Regions from separate parts of the Homo sapiens genome. Here region 2 is linked to region 1. The links are chromatin loops, found by intact Hi-C in ENCODE. Cell type or tissue: natural killer cell. All regions are shown on one strand. Each heading gives the region's core, and the rest is flanking DNA. Links, peaks and the distances in the headings are about the cores only.

Region 1 (10,522 bases), core at 2,819-7,818:
ATCTAGGTTTTCTTCCCAGTTGCCAGCTCTGCTAACCTATGATGACTTTAGCTCCATACCAGATGTGACGTGAAAGCGACTGCAAAGCTCCCACAATTGTTCAAGGTCTAAAACTGAAAATAAATCCATTATTCCATATTACCATAGTGGTTCTGCTTTTCTAAGTGATAGGGATTCCATTAAATCTTTTCTATTCAGAATATGTACTTGGTTACAAATATTCTTTAGTGCATGCCTTTCTTTTTTAAAATTTATGATATTGTCAAAAGAAATAGTACTAATGTACTGAGCCTAAGTATGTTATTTTATTCTCCCTTGTTTTGGGGATAGGGACTTGGAATATGCTCTTTTACACAATTCCTCTCAAAACTGGTAAGCCGAGGAATTGGGAGTCTGCTCCATAACCAGAGAATACAGAAAAACTAACAATTAATTTGAACTTCGGCATAATAATGAGTTAAAGACTACTTGAGTGAATTAGCTGCTTCTTCGAAATTTGTTTTAATGTGACACTTGGAAAGTTATGTCACTCATGATGAAATCTAAACATTAAAATTTTGAAAACAGGCTGGGCATGGTGGCTCACATTTGTAATCTCAGCACTTTGGGAGGCAAAGGTGGGAGAATCAGCTGAGCCCAGGAGTTTAAGACCAGCCTGGGTGACAAAATGAGACCCAACTCCTCTAAGAAAGAAAATTGAAACCAATTTCAGTTAATCAATTTTTATCATACTGTATGTGCATTGAGAATAAATAAATACTGCCATGAAGCACTTCGACCTTTTTACTTAAATTCCTAATGTTTTACATAATTTCTGAAGATTTTATGGTCTTTAAAGGCAGGGATGCATCTTCTCATTTTTACATCCTCCCATACTGGCACACAGATAAGTCCTTATTAAACATCAATTGAACTAAGTAAAGAACACATTTCAGCTTCCTGTTTTTTACAAAAAAGAAAAGAGCAGCAGGGTATGAGCAAACAACCACAACCAACTACATCCTCTGATGCTTTTCTCACTGTTATATAGAAACTCCAGCAGGAAACCACTGCTATATCCTTTTCACCACTATAGCAAAATCTTATGAATTACTGGCAAGCATAAAACAGCTCCATTGACATCACATAAACGTTTGTGACAATTTATACTCACCACACTCAAGTGCTTTAAAACATCTTAACAAAGTTTCTCAAGGACAAATTCCCAAGGAAAAATAATCATATACTTTAACCATGTGTTTGGAGTTTAATTATATGAAAAAGCAATAAGCACTATTGAAACTTGGTGCACCTCTCAATGTAGCTGATGTTTACAAAAAGCTCAAAAAACTGACAAGTGTTAAAATTCCTCATATGACTCAGACTTATAAAGATTTCTAACAGACCAAAGATGTATTAACGACTACTCCAAAACACGAAAGTACTAATTTTTTCCCTTTGTATTCAAAACGACCCAAGAATTAGACATTTCTAGCTAGGAAATGTAGACCCCCCTTTTTTCCATTCTCACACATTATGCACTTATATTTACAGCAACACACATTTTAAATTTGTAACGTGAGCCTTGATAATGCATTTTATCAATGAAGGGGTCTTCCATTGAATATCTCTTATTTGTCCAAGATCTACAAAGACAAGATGATGGCAGAAGTCCAGGCCTTTCATTCAAGGGCTTTAACTTCAATGTGAAACACAGACAAATATATTCATTTTACACAGAAGTCAGAGGTCTAGAACTCTGTAGCTTTCTTGCATGCCCACATTACCTAGTCCATAAGCTCTCCATAGGGCGTAGGGCTAAATGACTACATGCGTAAATGAATGAAGGCATACATGCTTGGTGATGATGAAGAGGGGGAGATAACAAGGGCCCGTTTGGGTTCCAACAAAGGCAGAATGGGCCTAAAATTCAGAAAATAAGCCTGTGAATGAAGAAGAAAACAAGCAAGATTTAAAAAAAAACAAGTGGTGGGGCATCAGAGCTAGAATTGCTCTTAGGGATTTCTGGACCAGCCCTCTCATTTCTAGAGAGGACCTGAGGTGCTGTGGGCAATGACATGCCTTCATGTTCCACTTTCAGGGACTGTGACATTTGTGTACCCATTTCATGATTTTAGCCTCATGTGCTTCCTATCTAAACCATTTTTTTTAACTCAATATTTTTCATTAAATTGACTTTAACTGGTGCACTGGTTGAAAACATTAGCCTTGCCCTAAAAAATAACATCTGTGAAATTACAGGTTTGATGTACTTGTTATATTATTTTTTGTAGCATATATTTTTAAAAATATACTTTGAAATGTGTTCTGAACATATTTCTACATTTAAATAAATTTATAAGTATTAAAATCCAAAGCAAATCTGTATACTACGTAAGATCCTCTCACAGGTCACTGCTGGAAATCTGCAGTCTGAAAAGCAGTGCTCTCTACTGTGTTACCTCCGGGAACAAAGAGTTTGAATTCTGAAATGACATGAGGTGGTAAAGACATTCCAGAGTGATAAAAAGGGTCCAGTAATAAGACTAATGCCTCTAGGTGATTTCTGTCCATTTTCTTTTACTAGAAAAAAAAATCAATTGCTAATTAAGGAACTAAAAAAATAAGGCAGAAATCACGGCTTTTTTCAGTTATTGGATTTTCACCTTCCAAATGGACAGACAGGTATATTCATCCTCCTACCGAGTACCATTAATTCATTAGAACTACAGTTTTAAGAAGGAATTTGTCTGAAATAGGCCTCCTGTGCATGGATTACCTTTTTTTTTCTTAGTATTCCATTTGCAATGAGAACACTTAGCTGTAAGCTGTAATAAGGAATTGCTTAACTTTCATAAGTAAATGAATGTCTATGATTAAAACATCAATCACGGAAACACTAGTTCTATAAATAGTTTCTAGGTCCAAAGTCCATAGGCAGTTAAATAAAGACACATGTTTGTTTTTTCTTGTTTGTGTGTGTGTGTGTGCATATGTATGTGTGTGGGTGTGCACACACATGTGACATAAGAAACACATTTGGTTTTTCTTTTGAGAAACAAAGAAATGTTATTTGCTGAACATATGTGTTACCTGGTATTTTGATAAAATTTATGTTTGCCAATGTTATCACCTATGCAATGATCTATAAAATTTTAACCTAAAATATCTGTCCTTGAACTCACCCTGTGTTTTTTTAAATGTCTTATTGCTCATTTAGAAGCTTTCACATTTGCTTTTTAAGCAACACAAGATGAAATCCAAGATAGAAGACAGAAGTCCATAAAATCGTACTGAGTCCTTACATTTTGACCCACTGTGATTTGCATCACCAACAGAGTCCTGCAGTGTAGCATAGTGGTGAAGCTCATGGCCTTTGACATTGAACAACTGAATTCACACAGCTCCATTACCATCTGTGGGACTTTGGGCAAGTTATGCTATCTATTTCCTCATCTCTAGAATGGGGAATTATTAATGTGTTATTATTTAGTAGTACAAACCTCAGAGATTTCTTTAAAGGAGAAGTGGTTTTAGCAAGACGTCACTGGCAGATAAGCCTGAAGAATAAAATTTTTAAGGATTTATACATATCTGTAATCTAGCCTTCACTCATTTCCTTTGGAAAGTAGATGGATATATATGGAGACATGTATTAGGGTTCTCTTATGCTCTAGAATCAAGATGGCAAAGTGCCTCAAGTGTTTTTTTGTTTTGTTTTGTTTTGTTTTGTTTCTTGTTCATTCTTTAATGAATTTTAAACCCTCTTCCCGCATGTGTTTAGTTGGTCTTTCATTCTTTTCCACTCATCATCATTAATTCTATAATTGAGGCTCCATCTCTTTTCTTTTATTTCCCCTACACCACCAGTCTCTGCGCTCCAAGGCAAAGGAGGTTCTCCTCCCAGTCAGGGCAAATACACAGAGATGGAATCACTTACTAGGCATTTCAGAGGCATGAATTACCACTTAAACTTCCAAGGTTGAAGCCCTGGAGAGGGAGACCAATGGAGAGTGGTGAGCACCTCCTCAGAATAAAAAGATAGCCAGAAGGCATGGGATATTTCACAGAGCAGCTACATAAATAGCTGGGTATTTACAGTCCCATTGGAATGGGTACATTCCCCAATAATGATCTGACTCAAGATCATTCCCCAAGGGTGGAAGAGCTTCCTGAGAGTCTAAGCAATTATCTAAAACAGCGGCCCTTAAGCAGTCTTAAAATACACTTGTGTATCACAAACAATTTATGAGCAATGATAAAGTACCAATGACAGCAAATTATTTATTAAAGTATAATTTAGAGCTGTTTTCTCTAATGAATTATATTAACCTCAAAAATCAAGTTATTTCTATAATAATGTCACTCTCACTCATTTCACTGGCATGTGTGGATATTTTCTTAAATAGGAAAAAAATGGAAATGAAGTTACACTGAGGTTCTGGTATCCTCATGAGAAAGAAATTTCTCGTAGTACACATACCAGCAGACTCTTGTAAGAATTCTACATCTTATATCTGTTCCGTTTTTGTCACTTCTGCTACCCTCTGCTTCTTAGTTGTTTTTAGGAGAACTAAGTCAAAAATGCATGTGTCTGTGACTTTATTTTCTACAACATTAAGGAAGTGGAGTATGGGAAAGACATACAGTTTTCAAGTTAGCCTGGCAGGGAGGAAAGGAACCCAGGTGTGGCAAGCAGGTGGTGAAGCTGTGAAGAGGAACGGAAATGAAGCTGAATTGCTCAGCATACAGGAAGGAAGAAAGAGGTACAGGGCTGCTTGGTTAGGACAGAGGAGGGACCCAGGTTGTTAGGCTACCAGGGGAATTCTCTGAGATCATGACCAGGAAAAGAGCCCATTCTAATTTTGTTGAACTATATTTATTACTAAGCTTATTCCCGTTGTCTGGGAATTATTTGAGAGTTCAGACTATGTATTATTCAATTTTGAGTCCCTAGCACACAAAACAGGGTTTTACATACATACATATATATATATGTATATATATATATCTCAAGTGCTCGATACAGATTTATTAAATGATCCAAAGAATTCACCTTTCTTAAACCAGGGCCTTCTGCCAACTCCATTTCACATTCTATCTCTCACCTCCTAAATAAATTCCTATTTCCAGTTGGAGGAAAGCTTTGATTCAATTTGCAAAGTAGAAGGAGCTGACATGCTCTCAATCCAGTCCAGCTCAGGTTATTAACTTTTCCCCTCCCTCTCGGAGGCTCAGATTTCATCACTCAAAAGCCACAAACCCCAGAGGGAGGATTTTTTAAAAACCTATCATTATAGTTCTAAACATCAAAATAGCCACCAGGGGAATAGCAGAACAGTTTCTTCGTAAAAGAGCATAAACATTTCAGTGAACTAAATTTGTGTTTTAAATGGCACTTTCAGAAAAATAACTTTATCTCTAAAGACTTTTAACACCTATGGTCTTTTATATATTATCAACCCATTTCAGGTGACAGGACGCTTGATACTTAAACACAGCCACCATTCTATAAGGAAATGCCACTCTCTTCAAAGAAAGCATAGAGTCAATGTGGCACTGTGTCCTCTGTTAGTTTCGATTGGTACTATTCTCGGCACTGTCTTCTCGGAGTGAAGCTGTTGAAACACCGACACTTTAGGATTAATAATTAGATGAGGGGATGTTTTTAGAAATAAAGTAGGAGGCACGAAGTGGGGGTGGTATGCAGCAAGTGTGCATGAGGAAGGAAAGTGGCAGGAGAAGTTGACAAGGCATGAGAGATTTCAGAGCGCTATGAAGACAGCTTTCCCTACCGAAGAGATCTGTCTGAGTTTTCCATCTTGTTGCCCCAAAAGGGCATTTGTCTTTATTTGCAACATGAATAAATCAACCCTGATGCAGTCACCTCATTTTTTAGCCATAGTAACGGAGCAGTTCTACACAATCAAGTGGCCAGACTGTGCAGTGATCTGCCTAGCCTCAGAGAGGGGTTGCAAACACAGCCTACTGTAATCATTAACTGAGCATTTCCAGGCTATACAGAAACACAAGCTGGGATACGAGTTGATACTACTCCTGAAAGTTTATCTCAACTGCCAGGCCTGCTAAATAAAATGCAGCATCACTTGAAAGATTGAGATACACTCTGGACTTTCAGGAAGCTATGCAAGTTTGGTCTATGTGTAAAAAGTTATACATAAGATAAAGATATGGTGCATTTAAAAATACATAAAGCAATCCAATGTGAGATCTCAGTCATTGGTCTTTAAGGTAAAGAAAAAATAAATTACATTATTGTTAAAACTGCTAATATTTTTCATTTGCCACTTGTCGTACAGTAAAAAGCAAGCAAGTACACAGATGAAAAACTCCGTTATTCTTTAACAGACTACGTTAACTCAATTTTTATTCATTAAACTTTCACAGACTCTACAAATTTTGATACTGCAAAATTTTTAGACCCTCACCATGGTTAATGGGGGTTAACTATATTTGGCGCCATCACCTTTCTGCTTTGTAGACACATCAATTTCATGAGTACAGTCATAGCATTTTGGAGCTCAATGGTACTTAGGGAACACCTAAGTAGTCCAGACTTTACAGACTCAATACCTACAGGTTTGGGGTAGTAACACAACTAAGTGAAGCTGTTGGGCACAAGTGACTTATATAAATGCTCAATGTCAGTGAGACATTGAGAAGTGGGGACTACAGCGAAGTAATGAAGTAGCATATATATTGCTGTTCAGCTCCAGCCTAGAGAATGTGGGTGAGGGCTTCATTTTTTATAATAGATCTGATGTTTAAACACTGGCTTAATTAAAAAATAAATACCTGGAGGCCACAGTTTTCCTGCTAGGCCCACAGACTGCCAGTTTTCAATTCTGATTTGGTACATATATCTCCAAATCTGAGGCCCAGACAGGTAAAGTGAAGAGTACCAGGTCTCTCAGATGCTCACAGCAAAGCTTTCTTCTGCTCTGAGAATCCACTTGGGTAGACAATCCCTCATATGAAAGGAGACTGTAAGTGCATTTTCACTCACTTAATCAGAGCTCAGCCCCTTACCCTGACAATGATAGACTTCTGCTCTCTGACTGTTTTCAGAACATGTTCGACATGAAAACAAGAACAATCACCCATACCCACTTTGTCATAAGCAATTTTTACCCAACCAAGGATGCAGGTGAAAATGAACATGCATTTACTAACTTTAGCTCTGACTAAAATTTTTACTGGAATTTAAAATTCTTAATTTTAATTAACAATTACAATTTTAGCTGCTTCATTTTTACCTGCATTTTTCAAGGAGAAATACCTTATAGAAAAATTCAAAGAAAGGCATGCTTAATTAACAATATGACTAAGTATAAATTTAAGAATCATGCTATGTATAAAATAAATTAGAAACAGGTCTTAAGAATTACAAAAGTTTTGCTGCAATCATGGAGCTTGAAACCATGCTTTGAGTGGATTGAGAAACTAATTTAGAGTGAAGGAATGAGCATTTCAAAGCGATGTAATGGCAAAGGCAAAGATCAAACTCCAAGAAAGTGGAACTCACAGTGAGTCAAATGTCTTTTGCATTTTTGAACAACAATTTTAAAAAAATGTATACTGAGAAAGCACATTCATATCACAGAGTCAAAAGGAAGAACTACAAGAAAAACTTCTATGTTATATTCAGCATATCTGTCCTGTACAGTCATAATTCAGAATAAAGACACAGAGGCAATGCAAAAGTTCAAATCTTGATAATATTTGCAGGCTAATTACATTTTAGAAAAACTGTCAACAAGAATTGAAACAAAAAATGCTCTGATTACTCAGAAAATATAGTTCACACAAACACTTCACTCCCTCAGGCATTTCATTAAACCAAAGTTATACATTATAAAGAAAGAGAAGAGTCTCCCATAGACACAATATGCTTATTTTAATTTTATGCTATTTAGAAATCAATAACAACTGATTTCTGAAAAACAATCAAGAATCTATTAACATAAAGCATCTGATTATTCTTCATAAACCAGATCTCCCACTTGGATGGACTATTTGCAATTCAAGTTTTAAAAAAATTCTCTGTAACTCTTTTTTCCTCCAGAAAATTAACAGATGCAAATGTGATTGTCAAAGGGGCTTTGGAGATATATCTCCGTCCTCCAGCTGTCCATTACTGAATTAGCAACAATGCTGAGGTCCCCAGAGATGCCTGACATTGTGAGTTTTTACTCTTCCAGCCTCCAGAATTTTTTTAAGGGTTCTCTTGCTTCTGTAAGTGTCACAAAGCTGTGAATCCTGACTAAACCAATCTTCTAGAGGTGGCTTGGTATCCACGCTATTTAGGATCCAAGAATTAAAAATTTTAAATGGAATCTGGTGTGTAAGGCCAAGAAATTGTCTTGTCTTAGATCACCCAGCTGATCCCCACGATATTTCTGCTACGCTAGACCCTTGGGACAGAGATGAGATCATGGCATTGTCATTTAGACAGACTTACTGAATTGACTCTCAATTTTGGAGGAAGGGGTGCACAGTAACTGATTCTCCTCCCTCACCATGGAGAAAACTCTTGGACATTGTCTTCAGGTCCTGGTCCTTTTTCCCTTAGCCAAGAATTACTGGGGAATTAGAAAGAGGAGTTCTGGATTTTTAGCTTCAGCTCTATTAGTGACTAGAAACAGTTATTAACTTCCTTGGGACTCATCTGTAATCATTTATTTCTTTGTAAATAAAGGCAATGGTTTCCAAATCTGGGTACTGGAATCCTTTTGGGACCTTTATAAAAATACAGATTTCTAAGCCCCACCTCCAGATTCAGATTCAGATTCAGATTAGGGTCATTTATAACTGCCTGGTAATAATAATTGGGGCCCCAGATTATGCTGCCAGCTTCAAAATAAAGCCAATAATTTAATTACCGACATGAACAATTAGAAAGCTGTTACTATGTTGCCAACTCCAATATGCCCAGTTAAAAAGCTGTGAAAACTTTTCTCACTGGCATTCAAGAGAGTACGTAATTTAAATTGTAAGAGTGTATACATTTTCTCCCTGAAATTCAGTAATTTCAGAATTTCAATCCAAATGCAGACTCTAAATGTTTTTGTTATTCCAGACTTGACTCTTACGTGCAAAAAGTTAGATTATCACTAATTTGAACACTCTGATATGGATAAGAAAGAGGTCCAAGTCATTTTTATTTTTTTAAAAAAAGCAAAGTTCCATATTTGGTTGCATTCCAAATCAACTAATTCAAGCAGATGAATCTCTGACTTAACTGGCCCTGGTCTTCTGTTTTAAGGTATAGCTTCATTTAAAAGGGTGAAAATATCACAAAATTGTTCTATTCCAGAGAAAAGACACCAAGAGCTGAATGAAGCCCACCAAGAAAATGTTCAGGAACACAAGTAAAGGTTTTCTTCTCTAACTTTGTCTCTTCAGAATAACTGTTAGGGTACAGCAAAACACAAGAATAAATTTTCTAGAAATGCATACAAACATATTTAAATATCTAACTAAGAAGATGGACAAGTCATAGAGCAACTGACGAAAAGAAAATATGGCAGATGCTGCCGTTCCTTTAGGAGTTCATGGCTACCAAGCGATCTGGTTCATCTTCACAGCCTGTCAGTTCCTCACATGACCACCTCGGCCTTCTGTGCCAACGACTGTAGTTGCATTCTGAGAAATGAAATAATCACGCCACAATGTGGTGTATCTCGTAATGTCAATAGTTCAACAGTAACATTCAACTGAACAAGGCCTAACCAGTAAATTACTGCAAAATAAATAAAAAGATGGCAGGAAATGGCAGATTTATGATGTTATGGCCACTCTGGCTAGATTTTCTTAAAGTAGCAGTATTAGGAAAATAGATCTTAGTCATAAAATAATTAACAACTCAAAAAAGGTCAAATATACAGAGCTAGAGAATAAAACAGTGATTACCAGGGTGAAGATGATCAGGGGAGGAAAAGGGGGCATCCAGGTCAAAGGATACAAAGTAGTAGATATAAAAGATGTATACGTTATTTGGTTCCACTACAGACACCGTCACCATTTTACATTTTATGTATATACATGTATACCATTATATATATTTATATATAAAAAATATAAAATATGTATATATGTGTATATATAAAAAATATATAAAATATGTATGTATGTATCTTATAACATCACGTTGTATACTTTAAATATACACAATGAAATTTATTTTTTTAAAAAGTAACTCATGTAATATTTCAGTCCAAGCAGAAATTCTACTGCAGTTCTCTTCCAACTTGATATTTATTTCTTCTTTTCTAAATGATTCTTAAATATAACTGCCATTACTTCCTCATTCTTTGCTTCCTCCTTCTATAGACATGAAATCAGCACCCCTTCCTCACTGCACATCCAGGTCCATCCATCTTTTATAAACTAACTCAAGATCCCCCTCCTCCTTGAAGCCTTTCCAGATTAATTCAGTCCCCAAGGATCTTGCTCTCTGACTTTACTGCCATGTACTCACTAAATTGTAAGTCTTGCCTTCCTCAATCAGGCAATTATGCTA
Region 2 (10,391 bases), core at 5,392-10,391, 56 kb before region 1:
TCCCCAGCCATGCTGAACTGTTAATCAATTAAGCCTTTTTCTTTACAAGTTACTCAGTCTCGGGTAGTTCTTTATAGCAGTATGAAAACAGACTTAATACACGCACTCCCCCATCACCAGGTATCTCCAACTGGAAGATCTCTTAATACAGGCGAAGGACCCTCTTCTAACTCTTGTACATAAAGCTCTTAATTCAACTCCCATGAATCTGGAAGGTTTCCCCCAGCAACATTAAACTGTGGGGATTAGAGATTTGTTAGTGAAGTTTAGCATATTTTCATATGTTTATGATGCTTGCTTATATAGTTTGAGTAATCTATTTTATTGCTCATCTTTTAAAACTAATTTGTAGGTGTTCTATTTGCTAGATTCCAGTACATGACTTCTCTTTCAATTAGTCTATGAAGACTTTTTATCAAAGTTTTAAGTGTTAATGTAGGTAAATTTACCAATTTTGTTTCCCCTTTCCTCCCTTTTTGAATTAGTAATATTTTATTAGTACTTAACTTTATATTTTAGAAATCGCATTTAATGTGACCCAGTTAAACTTAATTAAAATCTTTTCTTAATTCTTAAAGGTCTGACAATTTTACATGTTGGAATGTGTTTCCCTCATGCTTTAAACAAAAAATAAAAATACTTTTAAAGTCACATTTTATGTATCTCACAGTCATACATTAAAACCATTCTTAGGCCAGGCGTGGTGGCTCATGCCTGTAATCTCAGCACTTTGGGAGGCTGAGGTGGGTGGATCATGAGGTCACGAGATCAAGACCATCCTGCCTAACACAGTGAAACACCATCTCTACCAAAAATACAAAAAATTAGCCGGACGTGGTGGTGGGTGCCTGTAGTCCCAGCTACTCAGGAGGCTGAGGCAGGAGAATGGCGTGAATCCGGGAGAAGGAGCTTGCAGTGAGCTGAGATCGCACCACTGCACACTCCAGCGTGGGCGACAGAGCGAGACACTGAGGGAAAACAAAACAAAACAAAACAAAACAAAATTCTTATTATTTATCCAGATTTATCAAAAGTTTATTAAATAGAATACAATGGCAAAATTCAAGGCTTTTAACAATTGAGTGGTAAAGTTCAAGTGGAAGAAAGCAAAACTCAGAGGAGTAAGAGAAGAAAAGAACAATATTTTGCCTATGCCATTTAATTCCCACAAATTTGCAAAGTGAGCATTGTTATTCTCAGTTTCCAGATGAATGCACTGAAATAATTTGGATATTTATCCTCTCCAAATTTCATGTTGAAATTTGGAGGTGGGGTCTGGTGGGAGGTGTTTTGGTTTACTCAGCCAAAGAATTTAGCTTCTTTGATTCGAAGCTGAGATTTGAACCCAGGGTCCTTTGATTCCAAGCCCAGATATTTACCACAATATCTCTGTGATCATCCAATTTATATGTCTCAAGTATCTGTGCCATTGACAAATTGTAAAACTGTGCATGTATACATTATACCTCCTAAGGTTGAGACATAGATGGAAGTGCCCAGCAAAACGTCTGGCACAAAGGCATTATTTTTTGTTTTGGCTTTGGGCTAAAAAAACATAGATAACAAGCAAATGCTTTGGAGCCCTTTAAGAAGTCTTATCTTGCTTTTAAACACCTATAATAATCTTTGGCAATGACATTCTGCTTATTATTATTTTTAATGGCAGGTCAAGGCTCTTTTGCAGTTTGATTGAGAGACGTCAAGCGGGACTAAAAAAGGTGTAGGGAAATACCATTCTTGAGATGCCAGTACTCCCACCAGAAATCTCTGCAAGCACTTTCAGCTTCCATCCAGACAATTTGAATTTCAACTATGTTAGACCTCTGTGATATATTTAGAAAAACCAGCTTCAGAACATTGCTAAGGTAGTTACAAGGGTCTAAACATTTTAGAACTCTGTCAATTAGCTCAGTGGTTGTGTAGAATGGTGTTGAAGAAAATTTAATAATGGTGGCATTCAGAAGTTCATTAAGAATGTGTATGCCATGGTCTAAATGTCTGTATCCCTCCAAAACTCATGTTGAAGTCTGAACTCCTAAGGCGATGGTGTTAGAAAGTGGGGGCTTTGGGTGGTGATTAGATGGTGGTCACAGAGCCCTCATGAGTGAGATTAGTGCCCTTTTGAAAGTGGCCCGGGAGGGGACACTTCATCCCTTTTACTGTGTGAGGACACAGCAAACAGGCACCACACGTGAGCCGGCAAGTAGGCCCTCACCAGACACCAAATTGGCCTTGATTTTGGGGTTCCCAGCTTCCAAAACTGTAAGAAATAAATTTATTTACAAGCCTCCCAGTTTATGATACTTTATTATAGCAGCCCAGATAAATTCAGACAGGGTGGTTGACCAAAAGTGATCTTATATTGTTTACAAAAGGCAAACCCTTCACAAGAAACAAGAGGTATTTTGAGTTCACAATCAGTCCAGTGAAGCAATATTATGCTAAGAAGGATGTTCTTCTGTTTGCTACTCAACATTGAAGATGTGAAGAATGAGAACATTTGGCTGGAAACGGCACCTAATGAAACAAACACCCACTGGTGGGACATAAACAGCTATAGGCATAAGACAAACCATCTCGGCCCTCCTGAGACTTGCAAGATCTAACTTCTCCAGGCAAGGCATTTATATCTTTGGAAATGCATGAGGTTTTAATTTGACCAAGAATAAATGTTTAAGTATGCAAGAGTTAGAGAATGGCAGCCACAGGGCACCATTTTAGGTTAAAATAGTGTGCATTTATACACACACACACACACAGCAGCTGGAGGGAGAGTATGGCTCTTGGAAATTTTGAAGCAATCACTGTTTAAAGTTCATGGGAAATTCACTAAATCATTGTTTTGAGATTTGGGTTTCATATATCTTGTACCTCTCCTTCTTTACAGATCCTTGATGAATTGAAGATATTCAAGGAGGTAAAAAGGGATCAAACTGTAGTGCTAGTTTTACTACTGGTCAAGTCAAACTGGGGATATGGCTGGGCTTTCCATCTCCTTCTAGGAATCCAGACTGCAGGATCCCAGTTTATCTTCTCAGGAGTAGGCAGAAAGGCTGGAGCTATATAGGGTACACCTGATGGCTCTGGGTAAGAGGCATCTAAGCCTGGACAATAAGGCAATCTAAGCGCCCTGGACCCCTACCCAGCTCTGTTACCCCACCCCCGCCTGTATTTTCACAATGCTCAGCTCTCATCATTCTCACCAAACAACACACACACAACGCACAAACACACACACACTCTGCTCTACCAAGTACAGGAAAAACCTCGCGTTTGATGACCAGGAGGAATTGTTGATTCTATGGGAATTCTATTTTAATTAAAGAAAAAAGTTCTTTCATTGCAAATACTTCCAGTTCCACTGCAGATTCCTAGCAGAAGCTGTCACATGGAAAATCAACTGATTCTGCACATTCATGGTTAAAAGAACGATTTCAATAGCAGTGGAAACAATAATAACATCAACAAAAAACAGAATAAATTGTATCTATATTACATTTATTATGAAAAGTGAGATGCAAAAAAATCATAATCTAAATTTTTTGATGGTAAAACTAAGTCATTAGTTGAATATCAGAATTTTAAGCATCCATTCAAAAATCAAATCCAAAATGAAGGTGTAAGTATACGTAATTCCAAAATCTTACTTCATCTTTGTATAAATTATAACATTTCTTCTTTTTTCTAGGAAATGAAGTTTTATTGGTCAATATCTGGAGGATGAGAACTTTCTGAAATGATTTTATGGCCTTTGTAAACATTATAATGTAGACATTATAAAAAAACATAACTTTGGATTTTAATATTAATACATTCATAAATGGACTTTCCATTTTGAATATTTTTTCTTGTAATATTATACCACACTTTTGATCTTTCTTAGTTGAGTATTTACACACATAAATGATTCTCATATTGAAAACTGCAATTTTTAAGTTATAATTTTTCTGGGTATTATTCAAATTAATACACATCTTTCAAAAATAATCACATAAATTTATCTTTGAAGCAACCATAAGTATTGACAAACATCAAGATTTCAGGTATGCTGCACTTATAAACATGTATACTTTTATTAGTTAAAAAACACTGCCACTCTAGTTGTAATTGTAGTGTTCTTATAGCTGGTTAATCTTTTATTTTTATTTAATATACAACGATGGCACATTCGTTCTCTAAAACATGAATATGTTTTTAAATGTTATTCTTAACTTTCTACTGAGAAGTGGTTGTTTGTACTTTGCCAAATGGAATTCTCTATCAAGGGGTGATTCTGGTATTTCCATTTATATTTTCTTTTTTTTGAGACAGAGCCTTGCCCTGTCTCCCAGGCTGGAGTGCAATGGCGCGAACTTGGCTCACTGCAACCTCTGCTTCCCAGGTTCAAGTGATTCTCCCACCTCAGCCTCCCGAGTAGCTGGGATTACAGGCACACACCACCATGCCCGGCTAGTTTTTGTATTTTTAGTAGAGACGGGGTTTTGCCATGTTGGCCAGGCTGGTCTTGAACTCCTGACCTCAGGTGATCTGCCTGCCTTGGCCTCCCAAAGTGCTGGGATTGCAGGTGTGAGCCACCACGCCCAGCCTCCATGCATATTTTCAATCTGATACCCAACCAACGTAATTTTTAGTGTCGAGGATTCAAGGTCAAATTGTGTTAGGTTTTAAGAACCAGGTGAGACTTTTTGATCCCTAATAGAGCACTTCCTTTGAGAAAAAATGAGATAAATTCGAACAATATCAATTAACTGGTTGGAATTATGATAAGCTGACAAATCTTGTTCAGAGTTGACACTTGCCAGCTAATGATTCTAATGTTGTTAGAATCCACACAGTATTACCTGTTATTGATAATACTAATTTTTTGTTTGAGTCCATCTTAAGGAACTCAAGACACGAGGCAATTTAAGTGCCCTGGAACCCCACCCAAGGGTTCATTGCTCATATCCTATTATCTCACCAACATCATCTGCAATTTTTTTTCATTTAAATCTTTGACTTCTCTTCGGTGTTGGTAGGCATAGTTTTGCTGAGCTCAAGAGAAGAATGCCTGTGATCATATCCACTTTGAGTGATTATACATGCTTGAAATCTAGGGATCCATTTCCAAAAAATGTAGGGCTTTTATTGGTTTGTGCAAATCAACACACTGATACATGTCCAAAAGGAGTCTCCAAAACATAATCGATTTTCATCCCTGTTTGCCATTTCCAGATATGAAATTAGGTGCTTAAAGAGAAGCATTAATTCCCTGTAGCTACTCAGTTACCAGTCTGTGCTTCAGTTGCTGGAGTTTTCTAAGCACAAAATCTGCTACCAGGGAGTAACACCATTAATTGGGGGGGCATCTCATTCAATAATAATATTTGTAAAACAGAGCAGTCATGGAAATATGCAACTTTCAATTAGTGGTTTTAATTTGTGATTTATCTGAATATACTAGTATAAATAAAATGTATTATGTGTGCCTATATATGTGGATAAGCTATTTACATTTTTATGTGTAGAAAATGAAAAATATATATTGATTAGCCCTTTTGAGGCTTTTGAACAACTGTTTCATCTTCCTTCTTTCCTGCAACTGCTTTGAGGATTTAGATAATTCATACAAGGTATGTACACAATCACACCCATAGTATGTACATCCTAGTCACACACTTAACACGGAGAGGATGTGTGAGGAATGTAAATTATCCCAGTGGTCAAAGAACTGACCTTACCTGTGACTAATGGCATGGTTACTTAGCCCTGGCATATTTAATAATATGCCAATGTACTGATTACTATATTCAGCCTTTGTGATAATTATGTTACCTACTCAAGGAGATGATAAAAAAAAAACACAAATCAAACAGCCCTTTCTGACCTTCAAAAATAAAAGGACAAATTCTGTTACTGAATACATGTGCACACTTTTGTTGGCTTTATTCATGTATGTACATATGCCTGCCTGAATACAGAAATTGGCCTTTAAATGGGATACGACAAGTTATTTTTTTTACACATAAAAATAGAAAACTGATCACTCAGACTGTACACACTCACAGAATGTATTGACATACCACGACCAGCTACAGTATTATGCACGACATATTGTTCACACATTAGTACAGCAGAGATACACACATTTAGAAAATTAGTAATTGCTAGTATATATTTTTCTTATTTTCAGGCTGTGTTGACCTTTTTCAACCTTAATAAAAGGTATCTCCAGGGGCCCTTAAAACAAGAATTAGTCTTTCCTCTCCTCTAGGGATTGGGGAGTATGACTATAATACTGCAATCTCCTGATATACCAGCATCATTTTAAGACACGATGGAAAACATTAGGAAAAATAAGTTACGTAAAGATGTGATCTAAAATAAATGTTAAGGAATCTCAACTAAAATCATCAAGGATGCCAATTAACATGAGTAAGCCCTTTCTACTCATTTTATATAGTTTGCTCTACACACAGCCTTTACATGTTATTAAAAGCAATGATATGAATCAGAAAAAAAACTGTTTAACTGCTCAAGAGTTTTTCTAAAGAGAGACAATTTTTAAAGCAACAAAGAACAATACTAGCAGCAATGTCAAAAAGCAAGCTATAATTTTCACCCCAGAAATAAATGAATGACATCTCCATAGTTAAGAGATCAAGAAAGCTGTTAGCAATTCTCTCCCATTTAATTCTTTCTAACATCATTAAATCACTGGGGTATCTCATCATAATTATCACCATGCAGGTTGATCATCAATATCCTTTTCTAAAGTGTAAAATATGTGATTTTTATTCCTACTATTTTGCAGCCAATTAATTTTGAGCTTGAATCCAGAAAGATACTTGATGAAGAGTTAGCATTTAGAAGTGCCCATCTGGAGCATCGTTTTCTGTAAGGCATCATTTGAAGCCTCTTTGGATACAAGATCTCATGTTTTAGTGATTTTACATCCGGGAGCCCATTTTTTCACAGCTAAAGCTGGTAATCCTCTGGGCAGAGTTAACTGAATTGCTTTCTACATGCTAGTGTCCAGAAAGAGTAATTACCATAAGTTTAAAGTCTCCATTTCAACAAAACTTCTGGTTGCAGCTGTCTTGAGTTTTAAGCCAGCAAGACTTTGAGTGGCTCCTCTTCCCTCTGGGCTCACATAAAAACATAGATGCCAACTGTATCCTGACTAATGCTCATTAGTGCTGTACCTCTTTATGAAGCTTCTAAACAAGTTTTTCCAGGAAGAAAGCAGAAACTATGCCTTTGCTTATTTTATCCTGTGGGTTACAGTCAGTCTTCATAAAGCAAACCATCATTATATAATGGTGTGCCCATAATAGATGCATTTGCTGGTATAACTGCCTCTTTTTGGCACATTATTGCTTGGCTTTAATTTCATATTCAACAGTCTTTATTCTCATTATTAGTATCTGAGATATTTGTGTCTTAAAAAAACTTGCAAATAACATCTTGTTGCACCATTCTGGCCACCACAAGTCATTTCACCAAGGTCCAAGGTTATTTGAATGTTGTTTATAATTATCATCACGTTTACTTACCTAACAGCCAAAAATAATGTTTCAGGATTGTTTGTTGCTGCTATCTACACATATATACAGATGCACTGGATTTATTTTGAGAGAGGTTATTTTGTTGTGGCAAGTGAGTAGTTTAGCTGGTGACTGTTCACAGTTAAAAGTAGCTGTAATGACCTCTGGCAGATGTCACTGATCACTTGGGAGACAGAATTTTTCCACTTCAATCCATCTTCATTTATGTCCTTGGTCATTGCAAACCCAGCTTATTTGATTTCTGCAGCCAAGGAGAATTGTTTTCTTTCCAAGAGTAGGATAAAGTTCATGGAAATCTGTTTCAGTATTTACAAGACTATTTTTTTTCCCATTTGCAAAAATGTCTAAAATTTTGTAGACATCCTTAAGCCCATGTGTCTGGACAGATGACATTTGTAATTGCTCAGCCAGTTGAAGAATTTCATTAAGAAGGATATCGTTACAAGGATGGACAGGAGATTCAGCATATCCTCTGTTATTTGCCAGGTGGCAGCAGCTGACCCGAATTTGGAGAGAATCAACCAAAAAGGGCCACGCACAACATCAGGAAGCATTGCTAACAGAAAACAAAATGCTCAGATACATATGTAAAATAACAAACACTAAAGGGGATGTTTGACTTCTGATTTCACCATGTACACAAAAACAGAGTGGGAATAAGGTAGTCGGCTCACTTATGCAAGATACTGCTGAGTTCACTGTTCTACCACAAAGGGAAATTCACAGGCCTCACTTCTCAAACACCACTTAGAACAAAGCAGGAGAGAGTAAACAGCATCATCTCCATGGCAGCATTACAGATAATTAGTAAATCAGGCAGGTAGAGGTCTACACAAGGCTACAAGTGCCCAGTTTTCAATAAAAACACATATACATATATGCAAACCTTATCCTAATGTATTGTTTTTCTTTATACTGATTCATAAAAGTAGACAAGGGATGTGGTTAATTATGTGTTACTAGGAGTAGACAAAATTTTAAACACTTGGCACAATATGTAGGAGGAAGAGAAGACACACATTTCACACATTTTGGCAGCAAAACAGTAACAAAGTGGATGCAGAAAAGGACAAACAATTTATATTAACAGCACACTTGCATATATCCTCTGTAAACACATTTTAAAGTAACATCATACTCTGTTCTTGGTATGCTATATATAGGGATTCTCAGAATGACAGGCATTCCCAGAAATGAGAGGAAAAACATTAGTATAAGCTAGGAACAGTGAAACCTCAATATGCTAGAATACAAACAAATGCTATTTTCCTCTTCTGCTTTCTACTTTAAGACAGCAAGCTCCTATTATGAATTTGGTTCTGAAATCCAACCTCTAAGGTATATGTTACACATGCATATTTAGTTCAATTTATTTCAATTTTTATGTTTAACTTTATAACATGGTGAACACTGGTATTCAAAACAGTATCAGAGAATTCTCAAGATTAAAAAAAATTATCAAAGATCAAATTACATTCAATATAGGTGAACTTATCAAGGCAGGAAACATACTAACACATTTTATAAATATTCAATTTCAGACGTGAACAAAAAGGTTTCTGGTTAACATTGACTTATCAGGATGTTCAACTTTTGCCAGTGACCCAAAGCACAAAGGTTAATCAATATTTTACTCTATGTAAAGTAGTTGGTCTGTGGCATTCAAAGTCAATAATCCAGAAATACATAATTAGAAAAGCATTCAAGATAAACATATGACAGCTGAAGCTGTCACATTTTTCTCATGGTCATAAAAACAGAACAATCAATCTTTAAATTAAAAATTTTAGTATTCACTTGTTAAGTGGTATAGCATCTTAATATTTTAAATGTTGAATTGTCTTCCAGACATGGAGTTCTAACTCACCTTTTTACTACTGGTTTAAGGAATATTTTCTATTTCTTGATTCAATAAAATATTTCCTCCATATATTTCAAAAATATAATGCATGAAAAAGAACCAAATCATATCTAAGAGAAATGAAGGGTAAAACCAAACAACTTTCAACCCAATGTGTGTCATGCAGGTAAAGTAAGGAAAAAACTGAGCAAGTTCCAAGAGTCTACCAAGAAAACTGTTTTGCAGCTTCATCTGTTGAATGAACCTTAGGTTTCACAAATAAGGTATACTAAATGCCTAATGCTATGTCACAGATTGAAGTGAAGGAAAATTCTCAAATAAGGTTTTATTGTGAGAGTAACTTAGGGGAGGTATCACAATACAAAAATGCTGCTGTCTTGAATAGGTCCCTATCTTATTTATCCATCTGAAGATATATTTCTGTTAATGTCCTTAAAAGCTGTTAGTTATATAGGGTTTAATGAGCCACAAAACAAACAATATTTTTGTAATATTTTGTGACAATCTCTTGAGTGTTGTAGAAGTGAAGAATTTGGTCCCAGCACCAAAGAAAATCAGTTAAACTCAGTACATTAAACAAATTTTCTTAAAGTTTTGATAGACATAACCACAATAGCAAATCTAGCAATTTTAATGTATTTAATGTGAGACAAATGCCAACAACTCTCTCAGGCCTCTGCTTCATTTAACTGTTTACAAATCATGTGGTTACTCTAAAGTCATGAAAATAAATATTATTATCAGAGGCGAAATTCCTTATTCTCACCTATTTTAATGCAGGGACAGCCTGTTCTAGCCACTTTACAGCAGAGGATTACCTGGGGCCACCCATCTGGAGTAGGCCCTGTTGACAGCTGCTACTGTGTACACAGGCTGTACTCTGTGTATACACAGCATGTATGCCCATGTGGGAGGGAGAAGCCAGCTAGCAAGAGTTAGAGAGATTATGTCCTGGCAGAGGCATCTGAGACAGAAGTGACACG

What was found. Peaks named below come from ENCODE experiments on the same cell type or tissue, not always from the same donor. Only the 100,000 strongest peaks of a DNase experiment are listed, where the experiment ranks them.
Region 2: it touches region 1 in a loop (3-fold over the local background); 34 of 110 quality-filtered maps call a loop at or near these places.

The regions. Positions count from the first base shown.
Region 1 is chr4:89,293,699-89,304,220 of GRCh38, forward strand. All of the region lies in intron 1 of GPRIN3 (GPRIN family member 3), which reads right to left. Among named protein-coding and RNA genes, the nearest start is that of GPRIN3, 8.8 kb to the right of the region's middle. In natural killer cell, for the core only: a CTCF peak has its summit at 5,455; DNase peaks (open chromatin) are centred at 4,713, 5,213, 5,543 and 6,940; H3K4me3 peaks cover 1,382 bases; H3K27ac peaks cover 4,497 bases.
Region 2 is chr4:89,235,376-89,245,766 of GRCh38, forward strand. It overlaps GPRIN3 (GPRIN family member 3), which reads right to left. Exons shown (of 2, transcript NM_198281.3): 2 at 1,008-10,391. Among named protein-coding and RNA genes, the nearest start is that of GPRIN3, 67 kb to the right of the region's middle. In natural killer cell, for the core only: no CTCF peak of the experiment used is centred there; a DNase peak (open chromatin) is centred at 8,256; H3K27ac peaks cover 1,553 bases.